Regions from separate parts of the Homo sapiens genome. Here region 2 is linked to region 1. A link is an interaction called in ENCODE POLR2A ChIA-PET data of the cell type or tissue named here. Cell type or tissue: endothelial cell of umbilical vein. All regions are shown on one strand. Links, peaks and the distances in the headings refer to the core of each region. The heading gives the core; the rest is flanking DNA. Region 1 overlaps FA2H (fatty acid 2-hydroxylase). Region 2 overlaps WDR59 (WD repeat domain 59).

Region 1 (5,372 bases), core at 205-5,204:
TTGACAGAGTACAGCTTTCTTTTTTTTTTTGAGACGGAGTTTCACTCTTGTTGCCCAGGCTGGAGTGCAATGGCGTGATTTCGGCTCACTGCAACCTCTGCCTCTGGGGTTCAAGTGACTCTTCTGCCTCAGCCTCCCAAGTAGCTGGGATTACAGGCATGTGCCACCACACCCAGCTAATTTTGTATTTTTAGTAGAGATGGGGTTTCACCATGTTGTCAGGCTGGTCTCGAACTCCTGACCTCAGGTGATCCACCCACCTTGGCCTCCCAAAGTGTTGGGATTACAGGCGTGAGCCACCATGCCCGGCAGGGTCCAGCTTTCTTAGAGACACATAACTCAACTGGATTGGGGACAAGATGACACCAAAGCATATGCAGAATGCCTATGGAGACCTGGGGTCAAAGGGACACTGGTACAGGGAGTGGGGAAGAGAAAAGAGGAGAGAGGCTGTGAGTCCATCTGCCTCCTGTCTCTGAGATGAGTTACTGGCAGAAAAGAACTGTGTCCCCAGGGCTACTGACTCTATGCAACTGGTCAGATGCTGACCTCTTGTGGCAGAGGAGCTAATTGCAGGCAAAATTGTTCCCATGCGCATCGTGGGCAAGAAACTCCTCATAAGAGTCTGGAATAGACCAGAGGTGGCATTCAATGTAGTTTCTGGCTACATGCTGGGTTGTGACCCACCCAGTGGACAAAACCATGCATAGGGATGAATTATTCCCATGGCATGTTCCTCCCTCCCTGACAGCTTTACAGCATAGACCTGGGCTCTGGGGAGGGACTCAATTGCCCCCTCCCTTTCCATATCTGATTGGCACCGTCAGAAGAGAGGGACAGCCTGCCACAGGCTCAGGGAAGAGCTCACCAGACAGTCTTAGAGAGGCCCTCAATGAGGTCTGAGTGGAAGAGGCGGATGGGCCTGGTCACCGGCTGGTGAACCCACTCATCGTACTTCTCTCCCAAGTGGCCCACCTGCCACAGGAGAGGCTTTCGCCAGTCCACCAGGTCCTGCAAGAGATGAAGCCAAGTGGACGTTTGATATTCACGTCTTCCCATATTCGTTCTCCCATTTCCTCGTTACAGCATCCCAATCCCCTGCTCCTACCTCAGCTCCTGTGATCTGTGTGGGGCCACCCACCCTCCTGCTTCAGTGATCAAGAACTGACCAAGCTGCTCATCCCAGCCCCCAGCCACAGCAATAGGATCCGGTAAAGGTTTGCGACCTAAGCTGGTGTGATGAGCCATCAGATGATCCCTCTTTCTGTTGGAGGTGCTAAATCGGCAGGGCATGAGCCTGGATTTACTAGCAGAGCCTGCCTGAAGATGCCACCAGCACAGAAGATGGCCAAACCAAGAGCTAGAGAGACAGAATCTCAGTGATGATATCTGAGCATCCAGATTCAGCCACATCTGAAGTTTAAAGTCTTGCTCAGGACTCTTGAGGTACAGGAGGTAATACATTTTGTATCAGGAATGAAGTGGGCTCTTTTCCCCAGGCTTCTTGGTGTTGGCCTGGGTAATTAATTCATTCAATCATTTATTCAGCAATTTATTTTTTATATATATATTTATTTCTATGCTAGGTGCTGGGAAGAATCAACAGGAATGAAAGAGGCCAACCTTGTTTCATGTAGCTTAGTGCTTACAGTTAGACTCGGAAGTCAGGCCTGGGTACAAATCCATTTGCCATTTACTGTGTGATTTCTGGAAAATTACTTAACCTCTCTGAGCCTCAGTTTCCCCAGCTATAAAATGGAAGTAATTGTTGGTTGCAGTAGCTCATGCCTGTAAACCCTGCATTTTGGGAGGCTGAGGCAGGATAACTGCTTGAGGCCAGTAGTTTGAGACCAGCCTGGGCAATAGTTCGAGACTCCGTCTCTTCAAAAATAAAAAAATAATAACGGTACCTGCATTAAGTGCTCAATGAGATGTGGCATGCCAAGCAGGATAGTTTAGTGGAGATACAAAGCAGGCTGAGATCCAGAGGCAGAATGGCTGGTACAAATGCCCGGGTCACGGTAGGCGAGGAGGGCTTTGCAGAGGATCTGGGTTTTGGTTTGGAGTTCATCAACATGGGGGATTTGACAAGGGGGAGAGAGGAAAGGATGACAGGGAGTGTGGGCACAGATGTAAAGTTGAATATGGTTGTGGCCTTTCTGGCACCTTAACAGTGCTCTGTGGGCAGCAGGAAAAAAGCTGCTGAAGGCTTAGATGATAGAACACCCTGTACCACATCCAGGAGTTGCTTATTCTCCAGGCCTGTTGTCTCCAAGGCAAGGATGTACGTGTACTCCATCGGTACTCACAGGCTAATCCCCAGAGGCAGGGAGAAAATATTAACGACCCTATTTCTATTGCTATTATTTCTATTTATTTGTGTTTGTAATATATTTATCTCTTTCTTTTTTTTTTTTTTTTTTTTTGAGACAGAGTCTCGTTCTGTCGCCAGGCTGGAGTGCAGTGGCATGATCTCAGCTCACTGCAACCTCCGCCTCCTGGGTTCAAGTGATTCTCCTGCCTCAGCCTCCTGAGTAGCTGGGACTACAGGCACGCACCACCACGCCCAGCTGATTTTTGTATTTTTAGTAGAGACGGGGTTTCATCATGTTGGCCAGGATGGTCTTGATTTTTTTTTTTTTTTTTTTTTTTTTGAGACAGAGTCTTGCTCTGTCACCAGGCTGGAGTGCAGTGGCACGATCTCAGCTCACTGCAACCTCCGCCTCCCGGGTTCAAGTGATTCCCCTGCCTCAGCCTCCCAAGTAGCTGGGATTACAGGCACATGCCACCTCGCCCGCTAATTTTTTGTATTTTAGTAGACAAGGGGTTTCACCATGTTGGCTAAGATAGTCTCAATCTCCCGATCCTCGTGATCTGCCCGCCTCGGCCTCCCAAAGTGCTGGGATTATGGGCGTAAGCCACCACACCCGGCCTCTTATTTGTTTTATTAAGAGGTGGGTCTTGCTGTGTTGCTCAGGCTGGACTTGAACTCCTGGGCTCAAGCGATCCTCCTGCCTCAGCCTCTTGGGTAGCTCAGACTACAGGAGCGTGCCACTACGCAGGCTTTATCTCACCTTTACACGGCATTTGAATGTTTTCTAATGCACAGACTGTGAGAGTACATTAACACATGCAAATACTTTAGAAATAATTTAAATGGACACATAATGGAGAGTGTGTGCAGAAAGTTTCACTCATAGGGATGCAAGCTCAGAAAAGTTTGCAGGTTTCAGCTCCAGGCAACTAGAAGCCCTTGAGGATTTCTGACAAGCCAGTGCTGGGTTAATCTGGACCGAATCCAGGAAAGAACAATGAACCTGGAGTCAGGGGAACACCATTAGAGCCTGGCTGTGCCTTTGACCAGCTGTGAGATCCTGGACGTGCATCTTTTCCTCCCGGAGCCCCTCAGTGCCCTCATCTGTGATGCTGGTGGGCCCCAATCTGCCACACACAATCGGAGTGAGGATGAGGGTGTCTCGGTGGATGCTCAGCCAATCTTCAGCACGGGGAGTCAGGCAGCCACTGCAGGTGGGAAGTAGGGGAACCACAGGCAGGGAGAGGAGGGGAGAGGAGCAAGGGCTGCACGTGGAAGAGCTTGCAAGCCTGGACGAAACAGCCATCAGTGATTCCAGAAACCTCCTTCCCCTGGCCCTGGCTGCAATCTCATCCTTGTACAGGCCTCTCCACCAAAGCCTGCAGCCACAGCGGGTCTTCCAGGAACTAGCCCTTACATGCCCCCCAGCTGCTCTGGAGGTGGAGCTGGTCTCGCCCATCACAGCCTGGGAGCAGGGGGGTGGGGGTCCTGGGAGCAAGCAGGCAAGGCCACTGGGTTTCTCTCTGTGCCTGTGACCAGGGTGAAGGGCCCAAAGGAAGCTGTGGCTTCTGCCATGTGAACTTGGCAGGTCCCAGGTACTGGCTGCCTTCCTGTGGCAGGGGTGGGGGTTGGGGGGTTCACTTCCTGCTTCTCAGGCTGGAAGATGATCCAAGTCAGCCTGGAGCTATCCCGCCCTGGCACTAACTAAATCAAGCAATCATCCAAACTCCACCTAGTCGCTGCTCCCTTCCTTACCCCAGTCTCCTTGACCTCAGCCCTTGAGTCTAGCAGCAAGTGGAGTCATTGGAAGTGTGCTGTCTCATTCCCTCCAGTCCTCTGCCCTAGGTCTGTAAACACACACACACACACACCCTGCACCACCACAACCGCTACCACCACCATCAGGAAAAAGAACTGGAGGAACCAGCTGGTGGCCTGTGTTTACACCTTATCTTGCGGCAGTCTGCAGAGCCCCACCTTAGAAGAAGTTGGGCCAGGGTCAAGGCGAGAATGTAAGGCTTTGTCCCAGCTACAGTAGCACTCAGAGCTAATCCCCATGGAGCCCTGGTTATGTGTCAAGCATGGTTCTAAACACCTGACACAGGTTCAGTCACTTGATCCTCGCCATACCCCTAACTAGGCGTGTATTCTAACTATTGTCATTTTGCAGTTGGGGAAACCGAGGCTGAGTAATCTGCCCAAGGTCGCCCAGTTATGTCTCCTTGATGAGTTGGCCCCTTTACCACTGGGAAAGAGCCATCTTGGGCCCTGGAAATACTCCTTCTCCCGAAGTCCGCTTGGGTATTAATAGAATCACACTGGTTTCCTGAAGCTTGCTGTGCGCAGGATCCCTGTTTTCCCATACTTTTACTTTCAACCTGTGTATGTCTTTACATTTAAGGTGCATCTCTTGCAGACAGAATATAGTTGGGTCTTCCTTTTTAATCTAGTCAGACAATCTCTGCCATTTTTTTTTTTTTTTTGAGAAGGAGTTTCACTCTTTTTGCCATCTCGGCTCATCGTAACCTCCGTCTCCTGGGTTCAAGCGATTCTCGCTGCCTCAGCCTCCTGAGTAGCTGGGATTATAGGCGCCCACCACCACGTCTGGCTTTTTTTTTTTTTTTTGTATTTTTAGTAGAGATGGGATTTCACCATGTTGGCCATGATGGTCTTGAACTCCTGACCTCAGGTGATTCTACCCGCTTCCACCTCCCAAAGTGCTGGGATTACAGGCATGAGCCACCACACCCGGCCATCTCTGCCTTTCAATTGAAGCATTAAATCTATTTACATTTAATGTTGGAGTAGGTCTCCTCTGGTTTTCTTTTCTCATTCTTTCCTTCTTTTTTTGAGACAGGGCTTGCTCTGTCACCCAAGTGGGAGTGCAGTGGCCCAATCTTGGCTCGCTACAGCCTTGACCTCTGAAGATCAAATAATCCTCCCGCCTCAGCCTTCTGAGTAGCTAGGACTACAGGTGGGCGCCACCACACATGGCTGCTATTTTCTATTTGTCTCCTCTGTTCTTCCTTTGTCTTGTTTGTATGAAATATTTAACAAT
Region 2 (5,372 bases), core at 208-5,207, 140 kb after region 1:
ACGTGTAGGTATGGACTCACCATCACGATCAACATATGAAAAGGTCCCATCCCCACAAGGGTCCTTTGTGCTGCCCTTTTATAGCCACACCTCCCAACCTCCTGCCCCTGCCGACCGCTGACCGCCCAACTCTTCTCCAGCCGTAACCACCCAACGGGTTCATTTGCCTACTGCCCAGACAGAGCCCATTTATCAAGACAGGGGAACTGTAATAGAGAAAGAATTTAATTGGCACAGAGCTGGTTGAACAGCAGACTGAGGTTTTATTACTTAAATCAGTCTCTCCAAAATCTCAGAGCCTAGGGTTTTTCAAGGATAGTTTGGCAGGCCAAGGTGCTGCTGATTAGTTGGGGGTGCAATCCTAGGGGTGTGGAACATGGTCCTTGTGCATGCTGAGTCTGCTTCTGGGTGGGGTCACAGGACTGGTTGGCTGGTAGGAACGGACCCATCAATAGTCAGAAATGCAAAAACCTGAAAAGATGGCCAGGCCTGGTGGCTCACGCCTGTAATCCCAGCACTTTGGGAGGCTGAGGCAGGCGGATCACTTGGTCAGGAGTTGGAAACCAGCCTGGCCAATTTTTGTATGTTTAGTCTCTATTAAAAATACAAAAATTAGGCTGGGTGCAGTGGCTCATGACTGTAATCCCAGCACTTCGGGAGGCCAAGGCGGGTGGATCAAGAGTTCAGGAGTTCGAGACCAACCTGACCAACATGGTGAAACCCCGTCTCTACTAAAAATACAAAATTAGCTGGGCGTGGCAGCATGTGCCTGTAATCCCAGCTACTGGGGAGGCTGAGGCAGGAGAATCGCTTGAACCCGGTAGGCAGAGGTTGCAGTGAGCCAAGATCGTGCCACTGCACTCCAGCCTGGGCGACAGAGTGAACCATCTCAAAAAAAAAAAAAAAAAAGAAAAAGAGTCATGTGGAAGGTAACCTTCTGGGGTTGGCTTTTTTTCACTCAGCGTAATTCGCTTGAGAGTCATCTAGATTGCTATGTGTATCTGATGATATAGGAGTGAAGAAGAAATTACTAAGGCAGATAGTGAGGGTATGGGAGTCCTCAGTAAGGTTTCCTTTTTAATGAAAAGCAGCTCCCAAATCATTTTGTTTTCTAATAAAGAGCAGCCTGTAGAATCGAGCTGCAGACATAGATAAGCAAACTAGAAGCTTGCACAGGTGAATGCCGGCAGCTGTGCCAATAAAAAAAAGCTACCTGGGACTAGGCATATTCAACATGGCGGCTCCATCTTCCCTTCTCTTTGCCAAACCACGCATACAGTAAGGAAGAGACAGCATGGCGCCAGCCAGGCAAAGACCCCATCTCCATAATAAGATTACGGTGGGGTGCCCAGCTTCCTCTTGTGCTAAACGTCACACCTGGTCCACCCTATCCGTGGGCGCTACGTAAATCAGACACTGCCTCCTCAATCCTGTCTATAAAATCTGCTGCACTCAGCCTCGGGCCAGAATTCCCACTCAGGTGCCCCTCTCTCTCGCAGGAGAGAGAGCTATTCTCTCTTCTCCTTCTTTCGCCTATTGAACCTCCGCTCTTAACCTCACCCCATGTGTGTCCGTGTCCTTGATTTCCTTGGCATGAGGCAATGACATGCCAAGACACGCCCGGGACCACAACACCGCTTCATTTCTGGGGTTCATTCCCTTTTATTGCTGAGTAGCATTCCGCAGGACAGAGGCTAGAGTCTGTTTAACCATTCGCCTACTGAAGGACACGTAAGAGAATTTCAGTTTGGGGCTATTAAAATCTGCCGTTTTAGTCTTTGTTTTCTGTTTATTTCCTGTGTTTCTTGTTCTTCTGTTTCTTTTGTCTTGCCTTCCTGTGGGTAGAAAGACTTGCCCTCACATATAAGCTCCTATGCTTTTTTTTCTTTTTGAATACATATTTTTAAAATACAGAGATAGGATCTCACTATGTTGCCCAGACTGGTCTGGAACTCCTGGGCTAAAGTGATCTGCCCACCTCGGCCTCCCAAGTGCTGGGATTACAGGCGTGAGCCACCGTGCCCAGCCTCCTGTGCTTTTGCTTAACTCTAGCTGCTTTCTCTCCCTGGGAAGCAGCGCTGAGGCTCCCTATACCTTCTTCATAAGGAGATGGCTTTCACCTCGTTTTGGCTTGTGTCTGTGTTTTTCTGATTTGTGAAAATAAAAATAAGCCCTACTTATGGAAATCATATGGAATCAAGGCAGACAGAACAAAATAGTAACAATATTTAAAGTGCTTCTATAATTAGAAAAAACAATCAAGATATAAAAATCTTTTCTTAAAAATGTGTGGGTCAGATAGACCTGAGTGTGAGTTGAGACACTGCTTTCCTTTTCTGGGTGTGCTACTGTGATTTAAAAAGAAACGTATATCCGGTCTCTGCCCTGGTTCCTGACATAGAACTCCTCAACCCTGTCATTTCCTGAGCAATAGGGCTGCTATTTAGTCTTTGATCCGGGTTCCTAACACAGCTCCTACGACCTTTGTAATTTCCTGAGTGATGAGTGTCTGACACAAAGCTACTAAATCCCTTGGAATTTTGTGAGAGGAACAGCTTTTGTTCTAATGAGTGGGCTCTTCGTGGGCTCCCGGACAGCCTCAGGATGGGGGCTGGTTGCCAGGGGAACCAACCCTGTGTGACTGTCCAATGTATCTCTTCATCTGGCTGCCCACCTGTATCCTTTGTAAGACCCTTTATAATACATAAGTAGCGAGGTGCAGTGGCGTGCAGTGGCTCATGCCTGTAATCCCAGCACTTTGGGAAGCTGAGGCAGGAGGACTGCTTGAGCCCACGAGTTCAAGACCAGCCTGGGCAACATAGACTCCATTTCAATTAAAAAAAAAAAAAAAAAAAAAAAAAGGAAAGAAATTCGGCACGTCTCCTAGTGAAACCTGAGTAGGATGTCATTGGAACCCCCAGTTTAGAGCCGGTAGGTCAGAAGGCACAGGTCACACAACCTAGGACTTGAGACTGGCATCTGAAGTGGGGGGCAGCGTTGTGGGGGTGAGCCCTCAGCCTGTGGGATCTGACACCATCTCCAGGTAGATGGCGTTACAACCTGGGACTTGAGACTGGCATCTGAAGTGGGGGGCAGCACAGGCTCCACTAAAAAACTCTACACAGCACCCCCAATGCCATGCTGTCTTGTCCTTGGCACGGTCCTTCCCTGTGCCCTCCCGCTCTTCCTCATTGAAAACACCCTTCATATGAACTCAGCCAAACCCCTGTCCTCTGTGCAGTCTTGGCCCTTGGTGGAGTTCCTTCTTTCCTCGGAGGCCAACAGCACATTTTGGTGTAAGCACTTACATGTTTAAGTTTCCTACTAGACTCCGCCTCCAGCAGGCCAGAGACCACATTCTGTATGGTTCATCTTTGCCCAAGTGTCTATTCTCATGTCCAGTACTTGATGAATTGTATCAGACCTTCTCAGACTTGAGGAAGAAATACTAAATTAGTGATATTGTGGCGACATAAACTTGCCAATGTGACAGAATGCCAACATGGGAGATTTAGTTCTGATTCTGACAAAGCCATTAGATTCTAAGAAGGATGCAGAAAGCCAAGTGTGTTTCCCCCACGCCCAGGACCCGCCACTGGATGCGTGAATCATACCCCATGGCTGGCGCCACCTTGAGGCTGGGCACGCAAAGATGAGCCATAAAAAAGAGGGTGTGATTTGTCACCCTGTTTGCTGAACTATTTTGCCACAATTAGCAAAACCAACCCTTTAAGAAATTGTTCAGGGGCCAGGCATGGTGGCTTATGCCTGTAATCCCAGCACTTTGGGAGGCCGAGGCGGGCAGACCACTTGAGGTCAGGAGTTGGTGACCAGCCTGGGCAACATGGTGAAACCCCGTCTCTACTAAAAATACAAAAAAAATTAGCCGGGTGTGGTGGCGCACGCCTGTAATCACAACTACTCAGGAGGCTGAGGCACAAGAATCACTTGAACCTGGGAGATGGAGGTTGCAGTGAGCAGACATCACATGTGCCACTACACTCCAGCCTGGGCAACAGAGAGAGACTCCATCTCAAAGACCCCGACACTAGGGTGGCTATAGCCTAGGTCCTCTCCTGAGTTCCTGCTGCACTAAACCATTAAAAAGGAGCTGGCTTTCTCCCCAATCCTACCAGCCACCCAGGGAACCACTGAGTAAGGGAACGAGCTCCCAGTAGGTGAACTTGGCGTCTTCAGACTGAATGCATTTTTGTATTAAATTAAACAAAACATTGTTGGCTGGGCACGGTGGCTCACGTCTGTAATCCTAGCACTTTGGGAGGCCAAGGCGGGCAGATCACTTGAGGTCAGCAGTTTGAGACTGGCCTGGCCAACATGGTGAAACCCCGTCTCTATTGAAAATACAAAAAACAGCTGGGCATGGTGGCACACGCCTGTAATCCCAGCTACTCAAGAGGCTGAGGCAGAAGAATCGCTTGAACCTCGGAGACAGAGACTGCAGTGAGCTGAGATCGCACCACTGCACTCCAGCCTGGGTGACAGAGCAAGACTTTGTCTCAAAAAAAAAAAATTGTTAAAGCAACATCAATTCTATCTATGTGACATTACCAAAGAAAGCATTATACCATTTGTGTCTTGGGGGGGTTAGGGACAGGGACAAATAGTCAACCTGGTGGTTGCCCTGAGGCTCGCCCCTTCCCCCATCCTTTCCAGTATCCTGCCTGAGCAACCTTTTGTTTCTGGTGCACAAATACGACTGCTGGGCCTGTTTTCTTGCAAAGGTACTTTCAAACATAGCTTGTATTGCCTTTATTCATTTTTTTTTTTTGAGACGGAGTTTTGCTTTGTCACCCAGGCTGCAGTGCAGTGGCACAATCTCGGCTCACTGCAACCTCCGCCTCCCGGGTTCAAGCGATTCTCCTGCCTCAGCCTCCTGAGTAGCTGGGATTACAGGCAACCGCCACCACACCCGGAAAATTTTTGCATTTTTCGTAAAGACAGGGTTTCGCCATGTTGGCCAGGCTGGTCTTGAACTCCTGACCTCAGGTGATCCACCCACCTCGGCCTCCCAAAGTGCTGGCATTACAGGCGTGAGCCACCCCACTTGGCCTTGTATTGCTCTTAAAAACAAATAAACAAACAAAAGACTCAGGTGCTTGTAATCATCTATTCTGCGGCTGAGAGAATATCGGCCATGGCCCGCAACCAGACAACCAACCTGTTTCCAAACATGAATATTTTAAAATATTAGACTTTTGTTCTGGTAACTTGGAAATTCAAAAGGAATTTCCGTATTGAAGGATGACATTATGTAATATTTTAAACTCGAAATTTCTTCACACCATTAAGGTTTTTCAATTTTGAAAGTCAATGTTCCTCCAACAATAAAACAAGAAAAACATCTCATTCTT

Evidence for each region. ChIA-PET counts read pairs that join two places held together with the same protein. Peaks named below come from ENCODE experiments on the same cell type or tissue, not always from the same donor. Only the 100,000 strongest peaks of a DNase experiment are listed, where the experiment ranks them.
Region 2: POLR2A ChIA-PET joins it to region 1 with 5 read pairs; 9 of 35 experiments call an interaction of 5 or more read pairs at or near these places.

Annotation. Positions count from the first base shown.
Region 1 is chr16:74,726,376-74,731,747 of GRCh38, forward strand. It overlaps FA2H (fatty acid 2-hydroxylase), which reads right to left. Exons shown (of 7, transcript NM_024306.5): 3 at 869-1,011. Among named protein-coding and RNA genes, the nearest start is that of MLKL, 28 kb to the left of the region's middle. RefSeq lists enhancers at 3,141-3,666, 3,667-4,191. In endothelial cell of umbilical vein, for the core only: a CTCF peak has its summit at 549 (motif pointing left); no DNase peak of the experiment used is centred there.
Region 2 is chr16:74,866,253-74,871,624 of GRCh38, forward strand. It overlaps WDR59 (WD repeat domain 59), which reads right to left. Exons shown (of 26, transcript NM_030581.4): 26 at 5,110-5,372. Among named protein-coding and RNA genes, the nearest start is that of FA2H, 94 kb to the left of the region's middle. RefSeq lists a silencer at 1-253 and an enhancer at 5,219-5,372. In endothelial cell of umbilical vein, for the core only: no CTCF peak of the experiment used is centred there; a DNase peak (open chromatin) is centred at 2,429; H3K27ac peaks cover 1,674 bases.